2 separate regions of the Homo sapiens genome follow, and region 2 is linked to region 1. The links are chromatin contacts, found by Hi-C in ENCODE. All regions are on one chromosome and are shown on one strand. The core of a region is the stretch at or near the end of the contact, and the rest is flanking DNA. Distances in the headings are between cores, read along the strand shown. Region 1 has its middle 59 kb from the start of NCAM1. Region 2 holds the start of NCAM1 (neural cell adhesion molecule 1).

The links. A loop is a pair of places that touch in the nucleus more often than their neighbours do. Pooled maps may share reads with other maps.
Region 2: a map of dorsolateral prefrontal cortex shows a loop between it and region 1 (12-fold over the local background). The contact joins the promoter of NCAM1 here to the enhancer-like site in region 1. A Hi-C loop is called at or near these places in 2 of 168 maps with a recorded cell type or tissue (both dorsolateral prefrontal cortex) and 6 of 50 pooled maps.

Annotation. Positions count from the first base shown.
Region 1 is chr11:112,898,586-112,906,141 of GRCh38, forward strand. No RefSeq gene overlaps it. Among named protein-coding and RNA genes, the nearest start is that of NCAM1, 59 kb to the right of the region's middle. Within about 2 kb of position 3,951, at least 5 of the 41 ENCODE cell types and tissues checked have a DNase peak (open chromatin) inside an H3K27ac peak, as active enhancers do; they include dorsolateral prefrontal cortex, where a contact is called at or near this core.
Region 2 is chr11:112,957,485-112,965,040 of GRCh38, forward strand. It overlaps NCAM1 (neural cell adhesion molecule 1), which reads left to right and starts at 3,936. Exons shown (of 20, transcript NM_181351.5): 1 at 3,936-4,180. The coding sequence starts at 4,129. It overlaps NCAM1-AS2 (NCAM1 antisense RNA 2), which reads right to left and starts at 5,976. Exons shown (of 3, transcript NR_120563.1): 1 at 5,726-5,976; 2 at 3,883-3,992; 3 at 1,795-3,367. RefSeq lists an enhancer at 3,879-4,656.

The sequences.
Region 1 (7,556 bases), core at 2,701-5,200:
TCAACACCATGTGAACAAAGCCAGGCTAGCCTGCTGGAGGATGAGGGACCATGTGGAGGAAAGCCCACTCATCCCAGTCAAAGCCATCCCAGATCAACCAATAGCCAACAACCACCACCCCCCTAAAAATGTGAGAGAGACCAGCCAAGACCCCCAGAGCTGTCCACCTGACCCACAGATGACTCCTGGTGAATAAGTGAGCCCAGCTGAGACCAGAAGATCCATCCAGCTGATCCATGCTCAGAAGCCATAATACTTACTAGTTCAAGCAATTCATCTTTGGGGTGGGTGGCTGTTATGCAGCAACAGCTAACTGAGACACTATTTTTTTAAATGTTGAAGTCAGATAAGTGGCTCTGTGAAGGAATTTGCTGAACCTTCCTTAAATTATAGTATATCACACCTTAAAAGGGAAGCAGTGTCAGCTTCTACACCACATCGATCCAGTTAGACACCACAACTGCCCTCATGGGAATGAAGTAAAGCCATGTCTCACTGGCTGCAGGCCACTTCCCATTTTGCCTTCCATTGTGCCTCTTACTCTGTTCTCTTTTTCCTAAGTCTTGCTCACTTCATACCTTGATTCCTTCTTTCCATCTAGACCTTTAAGTATAGAGACCTAAATAATATTCTACCTTCTCAATATAGAAAGACAAAGAAATATGTGCTATATTCTAGAAAAATTTTCATTGACATTGGCTAACATAGTAAAAGTTTTACTACTTAAAAGAGTGAGTTCCAATCATTGGGCCCGTGAGGCAACATTGAACCTCTCTGTAAAGCAACTAGCACGTGGTATTCTTCCAATTCACAGTACATAACAGTGATCTGGAATGGAGCAACTGAGTACTGACTGACCTTCTATGTGCTTGGCGTTGTACCAGGTGCTGTGGGGAAGATACAAGAAGTAATGCAAACAGGCAAGTCAGTGTGAAGCCGGGAACCAAAGTGAGATCTCTGCCACATTCACTATTAGTTGGGCTCAAGGGATCATGTGAACCCATTTCTATCCCAAACACAGTCTGTTAACTTCAAAATCCTTTTCAACAACATTATGGAACATTTAGATGCCCTCTCACTACAGTCTCTGATTTCATAAGCCCACATCTTCATGAAATAGGGATGCTGTTTCTAGCTCCCTTAGGTTTCTGAGAAGGCAAAATTAAAATTCACTGATTTAAGAAATGGACTCTGTTTTATGCAAAAACACAAAGCCTGTCCCTGCACAGTCATGGTGTAGTGTCCCAAGGGAATATTCTATGTGTTTTTATTCAATTTTATGTGCATATCTCTGGTTGAATTTTCATGAGGTTTTATTTACTTTTTTTGCAAAGTCCAAATTCTCTCTGAGATACACCTTAATGAAGAGTAGCAAACCACTTATAAGGCTTATAATATGCTCTAGTAATGGGAATTAGATGTCATTATCTTTTGTGAAGGCAGCAAATGGTTGTCTGAATTGAGTTGATTTTGGTGATACATATTATAATGGAACAAATTACTAATGAAGTGCTAAATTACTGGAAACATCCTTGTTACTTATGAAACACTTTGGTTAATTAGGATGGGAAAAATAAACGGTTGAAGCACATTTTAATACCTCTTTTGAGGCCAGGTCAAAAGTGAACAGATGTGTAAACCCACAGCCCAGCCCAACATAGGCTTCCAACTACCTGTGAGAGATGCTCTAGGGAGGAGCTTCTGACCTTCCGAGTCCTGAGCAGACCTTGAATGTATCAGCAGATGCCCTTCTCTGTCTAAAATTAGAGGCATTGGCCAATCAGCCACTACCTATGTTTGTTTTTAATGAGCATGGAAAATACAGCTGGGAATAAAGGAAAATGGAGCTTGCAGGGGGTGGGGGGGAATATGGAGATAGAATAATAAGGGGATGTTTAATATTGTCTATTTTGAAATCTCTTACTTTTCAGAACACAACATAGCTGAGAAGCAAGGATGTTACTCAAGCCGTCCCTATTCACAACGTCCCTCTCCCATTTTTCTCCATTTCGTAGCCTTGTTCTGTGTAACTGGCTTCCAATCATATCACCTGTGCCCAAGTTCTTCTCTACTGGGTATACTTCTGGCTTATGAGTTTACAAACCAAACTCACCCTGCCCCACCCCACAGGACAGTTGAATTTCAGGCCCCAGCCATTATGCAGTAAATGAGGTACAGGAACAAAGTCAGAAGATCCCAGCTGCGGCCCAGAAACTGCCACTGGCTAGCCGTGCTGTTAGAGAAATCCACTTCACCTCTCTGAACCTCCATGGTCTACTAGGTATTGGTAATTTGAAAGATTAAAAACAGCAAGCTCCTTGCCCACAAGGAGCATTGTAGCTGAGGAAAGAGTCTTGAAAATAAATAATTATTAAGTTATGGGACACATATTAATAAAGCCTTAGTCAAAATGTTGTGAAAATATTGAGAACAGAGGAATTAACTGTGGCTGGGAGAGACCAAAGAAGAATGTATAGAGGAGAAGATGTTTGAGCAATACTCAAGGGTGAGTGGCTGCTAACCAGGAAGTCAAGAACTTTCAAGGCAGATAAAATAAATCATGCCAAGGTGTAGGATGAGCAGGACTGCATGACAGATGCCAGAAACTAAGCATGACCTTGAACAACTACACAAGTTACAAGTGGCCAGCAGTTAGGTTCAAAAGTAGACAACATCTAAGAAAGGATGGGCCTCTTCTGTCAGGCTAAGGAGGTTGCATTTAACCTATAGACAGCAAAGACTCATCAAGGGTTTTTGAACAGTAGGATTGTCAGACAAGACCAGTGCTTACAGGAGCACTCCGACCTACGTATGGCACATGGGTTGGAGAGGTAGGCTGTGGAAGCAGGGAGGTCAATGAGAAGAGTACTATGATAGGGCAGTTAAGAGACAGAAAGCAGTGGTGGTGCAGGAGGCAGAGCTCAGAGATTCATAGAATGAAGAACTGGGAGAACTTGGTGCTTAATTAGATGCAGGGTGTGTGGGAGAAGCAGATGTCAGATTACCCACAAAGGTTCTGGTTTGGATTCATTGATAGAGATGCAAGATCTCTGCGGAAAAGACTGAATGGGAGAAGATGAAAAGTGATTTCTATTTGGGACCATTTGTGTTTAAAGTGCCTAAGAGGAAGCCAGGTGAAGATACCTGTGGGCTGTAAGATATCCCACTGTGGAGCTGGGGATTTTGAGTTAATGGCACATTTGAGGGGCATCTATGGAGGTGATGGTTGATGTCATGAGTTGATGAGACCAGTCAAACAGAATGCAGAGTGAAAAAAGAACAAGATCAAGGACAGGCTTATATGGAAGGGGCAGTATTTAAAGACTTGGCGAAAGAGGAACCAGCAAGACACTGAGTAAGGGCTGTCAAGGAAGTGGGAGTTCCAGAAGAAGGGGGTCTCTGAAGCCTGAAGGAGAGTTTCCTAAGGAAGCAATGAGCAGCATCCAAGTGGCAAAAAATTCAAGCACTAACTGGGAAAGCGTTCATTGGTTTTGACAACTGGTGAGTTATTGATGACTTTGCAATAAGCGGTTTCTAGGAATGATACCTAAAAGATGGATTGCAGAAAGGCAAGGCAGGGTTACAGGCAGGCTGTGTGGTATTCGAGTCAGTGAGTATCGGCTACCTTTCAATGTATTTGCACTGAAGGGAAGAAGATAATTAAAGAGGTGGCTGGAGAACAACACAAAGTATAGCAGATTTTTTTTTATTTAAAGTGGAAGAGATTTTAAGCATATTTACAGTGAGAAGACTGGACACAGTGATGGCCAAGATTCCTTCCAACTCTCTTGTACTTTGCTTCTAAGAACAGAGGGGAACCATCTCCTGTTACTGGAGGAATTCCAATACAAGAAGAAATATGAGCTGGAAAATGCCAAGTTACTCGACATGGTTACTAGTGTTTCTGCCTGCCTGACCCTCTCTCCTTCCCCACACCAGGCCATTCTCATGAGCTCTGAGCACAATCAGTACTTTAGGGAGGCTCACCAGGGCCCAAAGGCATTTCAGCCTGTCAAAATTTACACCATAGATTCCTATCACATCCACCTTCTCATCCAGTATTGGCAGACAAAAGCTTCTCTGACCTCAAAGAGTCACCCAGAGAACTGCCTGGTATTCATCCAAGGTCCTGAAAGCAAGTGAAACCATGACCAGAGTCAAATGGAAAGCAAGAAGCAAGGGAGTATGGGTGGGAGAAGGAAAAAGAGAAGAAAGCTCTTGCAAAATTCATTTCCCTCTCTCTTAGGAGTTTCCAGCAGATCTTACATTAGTTATCTCTGCAGCTTTTCCCCTCCTGTTTGGTTTAACATTCCCAAGAGAATACCCAGTTGAACATGAACAACAGAAGACTTAAGCACTCAATCTATTTTAATCCTTTAGCAACATAGCTCTGAAATAATTTTTAGAAGGCGTTTAGACTTTCAGGAGGAAGAATCTTAACTTCAGTGAATTACTATTTATTGAGGCTTTGATAAATGTTTGTTTTTTTTTGCTGGCAGGCTGCTTTCTGTAGCTCATTAAAGTGAAGATTATCTCTGGAGGAAGAAAAGCACAAGTCTGGTTTTCAGCCTGGGTAACGGAGTGCTAGAAATACAAGTAAAAACTTCCACATGATCAGTTTTAATCTCACCTGCTGAGGTGGTTTTTTGCTACTTAATGATATATTTTGGAAATGGATGTGACATCAAAGGTCATCCATAAATAGAGCTCAGAGTGAAGGGAATGAAAATCACAAATTAGATTCATTTGTTGTGCTAGATAGGGAAGTTTCCAATCTTCATTCAATTTGTGACATAGAGAATCAAGCAATGGTTCTGGAGCCTGCCTTCTGAAGAGGAGGCTTGGGGGAGGCTCAGTCATTTTCGTGTTTGCTTGTTTTCTCTGTCCAGTCATGTGAAAAAAGTTGGCTGGGAGGTTTTTTCTTTATTATTGTTGTCTATGACACAATCGCTACATTATACTGGAGCCTTTTGAAAAGCCGGTGTACAGCTCAACTGCCCCATTACCATTGTGCTTGAATGGAACACGATGTAGCCTTAGGGAAGCCCAGGATTCTCTACAGTGGCATGGGAGAGGGGCTGCTGTCTTCAGAATTTTCAGAGAATATGCCAAAACCTGTACAGGCAACACGGAATTCTCAAGGGCCTCTGTCCTGTTTTTTATGCAAAGGATGAATCTCAGCTCTTGAAAATGCTGCTTTTGAAATCATGTAAATGATTACAGGCACCCTGACTTACAATGGTTCAATTTACATTTTTTTTTACTTTACCATGGTGCAAAAGCGCTATGCTTCCAGTACAAACCATACTTTGAGTACCCGTACAACCATTTTGTTTTTCACTTTTAGTAGAGTACTTAATAACATAAGATATTCAGCCAGGCACAGTGGCTCACGCCTATAATCCCAGCACTTTGGGAGGCCGAGGCAGGTGGATCACCTGAGGTCAGGAGTTCGAGAGCAGCCTGGCCAACATAGTGAAATCTCCTCTCTACTAAAAATACAAAAATTAGGCACACATGGTGGCAGGCGCCTATAATCCCAGCTATTCCGGAGGCTGAGGCAGGGGAATTGCTTAAACCTGGGAGGCAGAGGTTGCAGTGAGCCGATATTGTGCCACTGCACTCCAGCATGGGCAACAAGAGCGAAACTCTGTCTCAAAAAAAAATTGTTTAAATCATGAGATATTCAACTCTTTATTATAAAATAGGCTTTAGGTTAGATGATTTTGCCCGACTGTAGGCTACTGTAAGTGTTCTGAGCATGTTTAAGGTAGGCTAGGCTAAGCTATGATGTTTGGCAGGTTAGGTGTATTAAATGCATTTTTGAAGCAATGATATTTTCAACTTGTCAATTGGTTTACCAGGACATAACTCCATCATAAGTCAGGGAGTATCTGTACACCCTGGGAAATAGTGACCCAAGAAGTTTGTCTTCTGATACATTTCTAGAACTGAAATAACAAAGGTGAGGATGTTACACCCCAAATGGAGTTCCTCTCTGCCCAAATCTTGATAATCTTGATGTCATGGACAGAGCACAGCCTTCCAAACCAAAAAGTTCTGGCTTAACTCTTGCCCATGACACTGGCCAGCTGTACTGCAGAGCTTTCCTGGCCCTGCTTACTCATCTATAAGATGGGGGAAAATAGGGCATAGCTCACAAGTGGTGAAAAGAATGATAGAAAACAATTCAAATGAATTTTCATTAACAAATCTTTCTTGAGTGCTTACCATGCATCAGGCACCAGGCACTGTTCTAGATACATAGGATAGAGCAACAGTGAGCAAAACTGATTGTGGCCAGGTGCAGTGGTTCATGCCTGTAATTCCAGCACTTTGGGAGACTGAGGCAAGAGGATTGCTTTACCCCAGGGATTTGAGACCAGCTTGGGCAACATAGCAAGACTTCATTGCTACAAAAATCAAAAAACAAAAAATTAGCTGGGTTTGGTGGTGTGCGCCTGTAGTCCCAGCTACTCAGGAGGCTGAGGTAGGAGGATCACTTGAGCCTGGGAGATGTAGGTTGCAGTGAGCTGAGATTGTGCCACTGCACTACAGCCTAGGCAACAGAGCCAGACCCTATCTCAAGGCCAAAAAAAAAAAAAAAGAAAGAAAGAAAACTAATGCATGCAAACTGCTTAGCACAGTGCCTGATCACTGAAATGACCAACATACAGGTCTGAGCCCTCATGTCAGACTAATGCTTTGCTTCTAGAAAGTCTGGTCTAAATCCATGATCTATCTCTGAAATCATTAGACTCAGCCATCAAAACTTATTGAAAGCAATATAACTACAGGACTAAACCAAGATTGCGGTGCCTTATAGGAGTCTCTAAACTTTTCTGCTCCTTTGGGATGAATAGTAGGCAGAAACCATAGCCCATCTTGCTGAAAGATGGGTTGCGTTATTGGGGTGTATGGGTTGCAGGCAATGCCACCCCTAGGCATGATGAATCAAGGTGTTTGGGACTCCACCAGTAAAAGGAGCTAAGCATTGCTGAGTAATAATAGTGGAGGTCATCATCTAAGAGGGAAAGAGGTGAACTACATCTGTTCATAGGTGTATAGAAATCAGGCTGTGACTCATCTTCCTTAGTACCATTGAGCCAGTCACAAGAGGTAGGTCGTTCCAACACACACACAGCACACTTTGTATTTATGTTCCAAGCACTGTTCTAGATCCCAGGGATACGGCAATCACATAAACTCTCTTTCACACCCTTGATATATTTATGGGCTAGAACAGGGTCTACAACCTTTTTCTGTAAAGGGCCAGGTAATAAATACTTTAGGATTTATGAGCTACCCCATCGTTGTTGGACTTCCTCAACTCCATTCTTGTGTAGGGAAAAATGCCAGCCCTATATACTGTGTAAGTGATTGTGCATGGCTGTCATCCAATTAAACTTTCTTTACAAAAACAGGTGGCAGGCCAGATTTGGCCAGCAGGCTTTAGTTTACTGACCCTTGATCAAGAGAGGAAGACAAATATGTTACCAGATAAGGACAACAAAATGTGAAAAATGCTATGATAGGGATAAGCAGGGAATGGGTAC
Region 2 (7,556 bases), core at 2,686-5,185, 59 kb after region 1:
TAATAAAGTCCTCACATTAAAAGAGAAGAAAAGAAAACTGTCTTTTAAGCCTCCTTCTCCCACAAGCTTGCCTCCCTGCCATTATCCCACTACTCCTTCAACATCACACTGCTGGAGAGAGTAGTCCACACCCCTGGCTTCTCTCTCCTCCCCTCCCTTTCATTTCTGGGACCATGATGTCTCCTTTTCCCTCCATTCCATGAATACTGTTCCCCCAGGGGCCACTAAGGACTTTCCAATGGTCAAATTCAGGAAATTCTTTTAAATCTTCCTCTTTTTTGACCACCTCAAAGCTTTCTTCTTTAGGTTTTGTGACATTGTCATGTTTCAATTTTCTTTCTAGCTGTCTGTTTTTCAGTATTTCATTGATAAGTCCTTCTGCCTGTACCTTAAACATTGATGTTCTCTGGGCCCTCTCTGTCTGTCTTCCACACATTTCCACTTGGATGTCTCTGAAACATCTCAGACTTAGCATGTGCAGAGCTGACATCATTGCTTCTTTGCTTATCACCTGGTCTGAATCTGCCCCTCTTCTTCTGCTCCCTGTCAATGTTACCAGCAACTATTCAATTGCCCACACTGGACCCTTAGCGGTTGTCACTTTCTCAAGATCTGTATCACATACACCCGTATAGCTCCACTAAACAAAATGGTAATCCCTCTCCGCCCCAGACTCTCTGTCCCCTTATCTCTCCTTATTGCTTTCCTTAGCACTTATCACCATCTGTACACTACTAAATGTTTAAGGATTTATTCTCTGTCTTCCCCCATAAGAAGGAAATCCCATGAGGGCAAAGGCTCTACTTTGTCCACGGCTACATCCCCAGTGTCCAGAGCAGTGCCAGGCACTTAGTTGAGAATCCATAAATATTTGTTGAATGAATGAAAGGAACTTGGATTTCTTCCTCTGCCTCATACTTCCATCTTCACAACATACCCAGGTCCACCTGTTCTTATCTTATCTTGGAATTGCAAATCTGGGCTCCTTTTTGCCTCCTTTCCCACTGTCGCTTTCTTAATTAGTCCCTGTCACCCTATCCAGAGCTATCATGGCCTCCTAGCTTGTCTCCTTGCCATGGCTGTCTTCTTGGACCATTCTCTGCTTCCTCTCTAAAGAACTTTCTCTCTAAAGCACAGTCTGGAGTCTCCTTCCTCTGCCTCAATCCCATGGATGTTCACTTTGTAGATGCTCATTAATGTGTGCCTGACAGCCTGGGCCTCTCTCTGGGGAGAGAGGTCCAGTGAGGGCCACAGTTTTGTCCATTTTAAAATGAGGATCAGGAAGGGATTGAAACGCAACAGAGCTCACAGATGTAGGCACCGACTAGCGGAGATATACAGAATTGGAGACAAGTGACATATCCTGTTAAAAGAATTTGGGAGTGATACTGGGAGTGTGGACTGGAATGACTGGGGCAGCATTCTAGAATGAATCATTACAACAGAGATCAACAACCACACGGGGTAGGGAGGGGCTGGAGAGAGAGAGGGAAAAAAAAGAAATTCAGTCATACTCAAGTGAGATTGGATTTCCACACTTGCCTACATTGAAAAGCTAAAAATAGGGACATTTGGGGAGAAAAATAGTGAGGAGTCTTTTAATTCTACTGACAGGACTATAAGGAGGGAGGTTTGCAGGGAAGAATGTGTCTCTCACTCTTAGGGGCAAAATTGGAAAAATTTTTATTTTGGGGGCCCCAACCTTCACTCTCCCCACTCTACCCCCTGCCTGTTCTCTCTATCTTTCCTCACCATCAAAACCTCTTTTTTAAGGAAAGAGTCTGATAACATTCATTTACATAAATCTGTAATATTTAATGTGGTGATTTTAGATGTTAGAAGCAGAAGTCTGAAATCAAAGACACTTAAATACAGCAACCATTAAAAAAAGACGTATATAATTCACTGCATCTAGCACAGGGCTAAACCCAGTGGTTGCTCCGCAAATATTTGTTGAAAGATGTTCAAAAAAGCCTTATTTATATTATCAAACTCCACAAACAATATAAATATGCAAAAATGGGGAAACCATTGCAAAATCATCCATATGAAGAAATATTACATAGCTATAAAAATATCTAGAAAAGCTTTTTAATGATCCAGAGGAATAAATGCTTATACTGATGTTAGGCAAAATCAGCAGGATTCAAATTGCTACTATAATATGTCAATTATAAAAATCATATGCACATACAGAAGACAAAATCTATGAGTATCTCTGGAATCTGTGGGATTTGGGGTTATTTTTAGTTCTTTCTACTTTTCTGTACTTTTGAATTGTTTATACTTGGAATGAGAGAAATAGCCCAAAGTAAACGTTGTGGAAGATTTACTTGGGGGAAGAAATACTTTTCAGGGGTCCAAGCTAATTACACTGTACTGGTGTGGCCCACTTGGTCTATTATAGAGGAGGAAAGTGGGGAAGAGATGGGGCCTGTCCAATAAGGATGGATGTCCTGACAGTAGAGGATGGACTTTTAAAAACTGCTACAGCGGCTGGGTGCGGTAGCTCACGGCTGTAATCCTAGCACTTTGGGAGGCTGAGGTGGGCAGATCACGAGGTCAGGAGTTCGAGACCGGCCTGACCAACATGGTGAAACACCGTCTCTACTAAAAATACAAAAATTAGCTGGGCGTGGTGGCGCGCGCCTGTAATCCCAGCTACTCAGGAGGCTGAGGCAGCAGAATCGCTTGAACCGGGAGCAGAGGTTGCAGTGAGCAGAGATGGCGCCACTGCACTGCAGCCTGGGCGACAGAGCGAGGCTCCATCTCAAAAAAACAAAACAGAAACAAAACAAAACAAAACAAAACAAAAAACCTGCTACAGGAGTGGGGAGGCCGACCTTTGAAGAAAAACGGAGTACCCGGTAACATTAGTGCTTTAATGCCTTTGAACTTATGCAGACTTCCTCTGTTAGAGGGTTTCAGTGTTCTAGGCTAATGGGTTAACCTGACATCTAGAACACCTTTCTCACATTAGTTCCTTACATACCCAAGCCTTCAGGTGCTGAGACATGATTCTTTTCACCCCGCTTTCTCCACCCCCTACTTTTGAAAACACGGGTGGAATTTTAATTAAAGCCTATTGTGTTGGTACCTCAGTAATATTATACATTAATATCTTTAAGAATTAAGGTCACGTCCCCATGTAAGAAAATATTATTTAATGACGCTTCTATATCATAATACCTATATAAAAGCCTGGCTATTTTAATAAAGAGACCACAGATTTCAGAATTTATAAACAGGAAAACATTTTCTTCGGGTTATTTCTGGAAATCTCTTCCAAACATCGGAGTTTTCTTCTAACTTAAGTCTCTTCCCACCTCCTTCCCAGGGGATCTGCTGAAGGGTGTTGTATGTCTCTCTGTGGGAGAGCAAACTTCACAGTTAGGATAAAACAAACAAACAAACAATATCCAAACAACACCCAGCAACGGCAACCCCCATCCCTCTCCAAAGTTCTAATTTCCCGCACTTAAAGTCCTGGGCTATCCTTGTGTTGCAAGGATCTTAGAATCGAAATGGAGGGATTTGACAACTTTACCTAACCAAATCTAAAATTTTGCTTTTATTATTTACTAGTTATCAAAATATGCAAACTGCTGATTAAGGAAGGCTGGGTAGCAGGAGCGCCTGCGAAGGCGTAGGGTAGAAGTGTGAAAAGAAATCCCAGCTCTCCCAGGGAGACTGCGTGTGAAAGAGCCCGGCTCCCCCAAAAGCTCCAGGCCGCGTTTTGCAGGCTTCCGCATCTGCCTCCCCTGTCTCTCTTACCTCCTTGATGTTCGGCACTATTTGTGGCCGGCGTGGTGGAAGGACACAGTGAGGTTCTCACCCCCGCCCCCCGCTCCTCGCTCCCATCCCAGTTCCATCAAAACGAACCCGGGCCAGCGCAAGGATCTCCGAGTTGCGAGTGTGCTGAGGCTGGGACTGTCACTCATTCTCCGATCAGCGCGTGAACGCAGCTCGGCTGCCGCTGGCAGGAAACAATTCTGCAAAAATAATCATACTCAGCCTGGCAATTGTCTGCCCCTAGGTCTGTCGCTCAGCCGCCGTCCACACTCGCTGCAGGGGGGGGGGCACAGAATTTACCGCGGCAAGAACATCCCTCCCAGCCAGCAGATTACAATGCTGCAAACTAAGGATCTCATCTGGACTTTGTTTTTCCTGGGAACTGCAGGTACATTTTTTTTTTTTTTAATTCTCAATCTGGTTTGCTAATTACCCCTTCCTCCTACTCCTAGGAGGAACGCTATTATTTTGGGTGGTTTTACGTGGACTGCTAAGGCTGGTCATTTTCGTTTAGCTGTGAAAGGAGCGCGTCGCCCTTGCTGCCCAGCCGAACCCCGCTCCCTCCAGGGCTGCGCTGCACGGGGCTGCCTCCCCGAGCCGCCAGCGCCCGGCGCCCCTCCGGCGCGTCCGCCCTTCCCACTTTGTGCGCCCGCGGCGGTGGGAGCAGAGCCGGCCGGCTCCTGGGGACTCAGCGGCCGCGCTGGTGATGGGCAGCGCTCCTTCCCCAAAGGCGGGCGGCGGGGCGGGGGAGGTCGCGGCTCGGGTGGTGCCGCCGCACGGGCTCGGATTCCGAGGGGGAAGTGGCTTGTCAGCCCCGGCTCCGGGAAGAGTGAACAATAAGGCTAGGGCAGCCGCCCCAGATCGTTATATTCCTGGGTCTAATAAAGTCAGGATCGCTGCTTTGCTTCCCCCGCCCCAGAAGAATAACGGTTTGCAAAATGGGGCAAAATGGGCAGAATCGCACGGCCGTTGTTGTTGGTGTGACCGTTGTTGCACCCCAGTCGACATGACGTTAGTTTTTCATTTGCCAAATTGCTGGTTAGTTGCAAAGCCTACCCTCGGCCGCGAGCACTGAAGGATGGGAGGGTCGAGCGCCGCGTTTTGACAGGAGGAAGTGCGGAGGGGCGGAGGGCGAGGAGGGCGTGATTGGGGCTGCCTGGTGTGTGCGCGCGCGTGTGCGCGCGTGTGTCTTTACACGCGCCGCGTGCCCAGTGTTGCACGGGGCGGGAGAAGAATGGCAGGTAGCCGCCCGAAACACCTCGCCCTGTCTCCTTTCTTTGGGCGAGGTTCCCGATCCTGGCAAAGTGTGAACAATAGGGAGCTGGGAGGAAGACAGTAGTGATGCTGCCGCGGGTGGCGGGGGTTGCGCCGCCGCCCAGAGAACCTCGGCAGTGTGCAGGGAGGTGCATTTCATTTTGGCTATTTCCATCCCGGCCTCCCTGGAAAATTCTTCTGTGCGTGCCCACCCTCCCCTCCAGCTGTCATCCCCCCACCTCCACCCAAGGATTTGCGCTTTGGCTCTGATGGACGGGAGGGAAGGAAGAAAAGCAGGGGCCGCAGAGAGCTGGGTGGGTTGGGCGGACATTCTGGGCGGGGGGCGTGTGCTGGGAAGCGATCGAGGAAAGCCGGGCGGAGGGGCTGTGTGTCGCGGTCGCAGCTCCAGGTACCGTTGTACCTGCCCTGGACGGCCGACCCCCGGTTGGGGAGCGCACGGGGCGGGCCAGGGAGCACCCAGTGCGCCCCCTCCGCGGGCGGCACAAGAGCAGCGCTCGGCCGCCGCCTCCAGCCAACTCGGGTCCCTCCCACGGCGACCAATCAGTGCGAAGCTGGCTGGGCGGGAAGCCGCGAGAGGCTTTTATTGCGGCGCGGGTGGCGGCCAGGAGCTGCCAGGACAGTCTCCCGGTGCTTCAGCCTAACGGTCTCGCTCACTCACCGCCAAGAGAAACCCCGCCCTGCGGCCGGTCCCCCGCCTGCCCGGCAGTTTCCGAGGAAATAAAATGGAGACTAGGTGGTCACCGGGAGTGCTCCTGGTCCGGCCGCCCGTGCTCGCCCACTCTCGCCTCTTTCACGCCGACTTGGAGCATCCCACCGCCCCCGCCAGCGCTCACTCTCGCGCCGCGGAATCCGGGCCTGAGCGCGTCGCCGGGGAGGGCATCCTGGCAGGCACACCTACGCGCGTGCGCTGACCGGCCGACCGCGGGCCGGGGGCTCTACTGACGGCGGGGCGGGGCCGTGGCAGGGCCCGGAGAGGAGGGGTGGGGACCAAGCCTAGTCCGCCTGGCCCTGGGTCTCCGCTGCCACCTGGGCGGGGGCCACCCCGGTTATGCCCCTTTCCGCGGTGCCCGTGGGTGCCGCGACGCGACCTGTCCACATGGGGCGGGGGAAGGGGGGTGTTTTTGAGACATCCTCGCCCCCGGGTGGGAGCGTGACAATGGAGCCCGGATATTTGGTGGGCCTTTTGGGGGATCGCCTGGCGGTCCTTTCCATCATCGTGATGGGTACAGTCATCAGTATTTGGATCCCGTGGAAGTTGCAGGCCCAGGAATTCCCACTGGGATGTTCCTGGATGCCCAGGCAGGGGAGGCATTCTAACCAGTGTTCCCTGGAATGAAAGCGACCTCTTTCCTGGCCCGGTACCTTGAGGATGGGAAGAAGGCAGAACGTGAAACACATACAAGGTTGCTTAACAAAAGAAAGAAGTTGAATGGTTTTCCAAAGAGAAATAATTTCCCATTAAAATGTCTTTTGTACCATAGTTTTTTTTTAAAAAAATCAAAGAATTCAAGTCAAAGGGTTAGAATGAAAATGAAAACATAACAACAAGTATATATACATATGTATATATATCTGAGGTTTTTTTTTTGTTTTTTTTTTTTTTGTTTTTTTTTTGGACTCAAATGTAGCATGTCCAGGGCAGTGGTAACTGAGTTTGTGTGCTCGGCTGGGTGCATATGAAAATTTACATATAAGGCAAGCTAACCTTAATACGTCAAGTGAGTCCGATGGGCTGCCCCTCTCCTCTTTCTGTGTCCTCTGCTCTTTAGAAATACAATGAAAGGTTGTGCAATTGCATAGTAAATTTGAGTTTATTCTAGTATAAATTTTGGATGTTTTGAAGAATTGTTCGCTTGAACGATCTGGAATGGTTAAGTCACATGTTTACTTGATAATTTTGCAGTCTTCTGCCAGTTAAACTTGCAAGAGTCAAGGAATGGATAGGACTGGGTTTCTAACAAGATACCATCGGTTAAGAACAAAGAGCTACTTTACAAAAGCTAACATTGAAATCAAGTAGTATATATAATATCTCTCACTAAGCAAATTAAGGTGCGCTTCCACAAAGTTGACTGTGAGCACAGTTATAGTGAGCCATATATTTTTGTTGATTTTCATTTGAAGACTGAGAATGTGTGTTTTTAAACAGAATTTCACTGAATGTAATAAAGGCTATATAAGAATGTGGAAAACCTTTCACAACTCTAACCAAACCCTAGAAAGATTATTTTCTTTCAATAAATACTAGCATATTTAGAAATATTAATAACTGATAATTTGTTTTAAATCCAACAGAGTTATTAAAAACAGGGAATATAATCCAGACATTGTAGACGTGTGGGCTATGATTTATGTAAGTTTTTGAGTTACTATTCCCTCTATAAAGGTCTTAAAGATCTGCTAACCTAGCTAAGCTTCCATTAGTCTTTAACTGTTTTCTTAAGTTAATGCTTTATGAACGCCCTCTTTCTTTCCCTAAATTGTTGAAC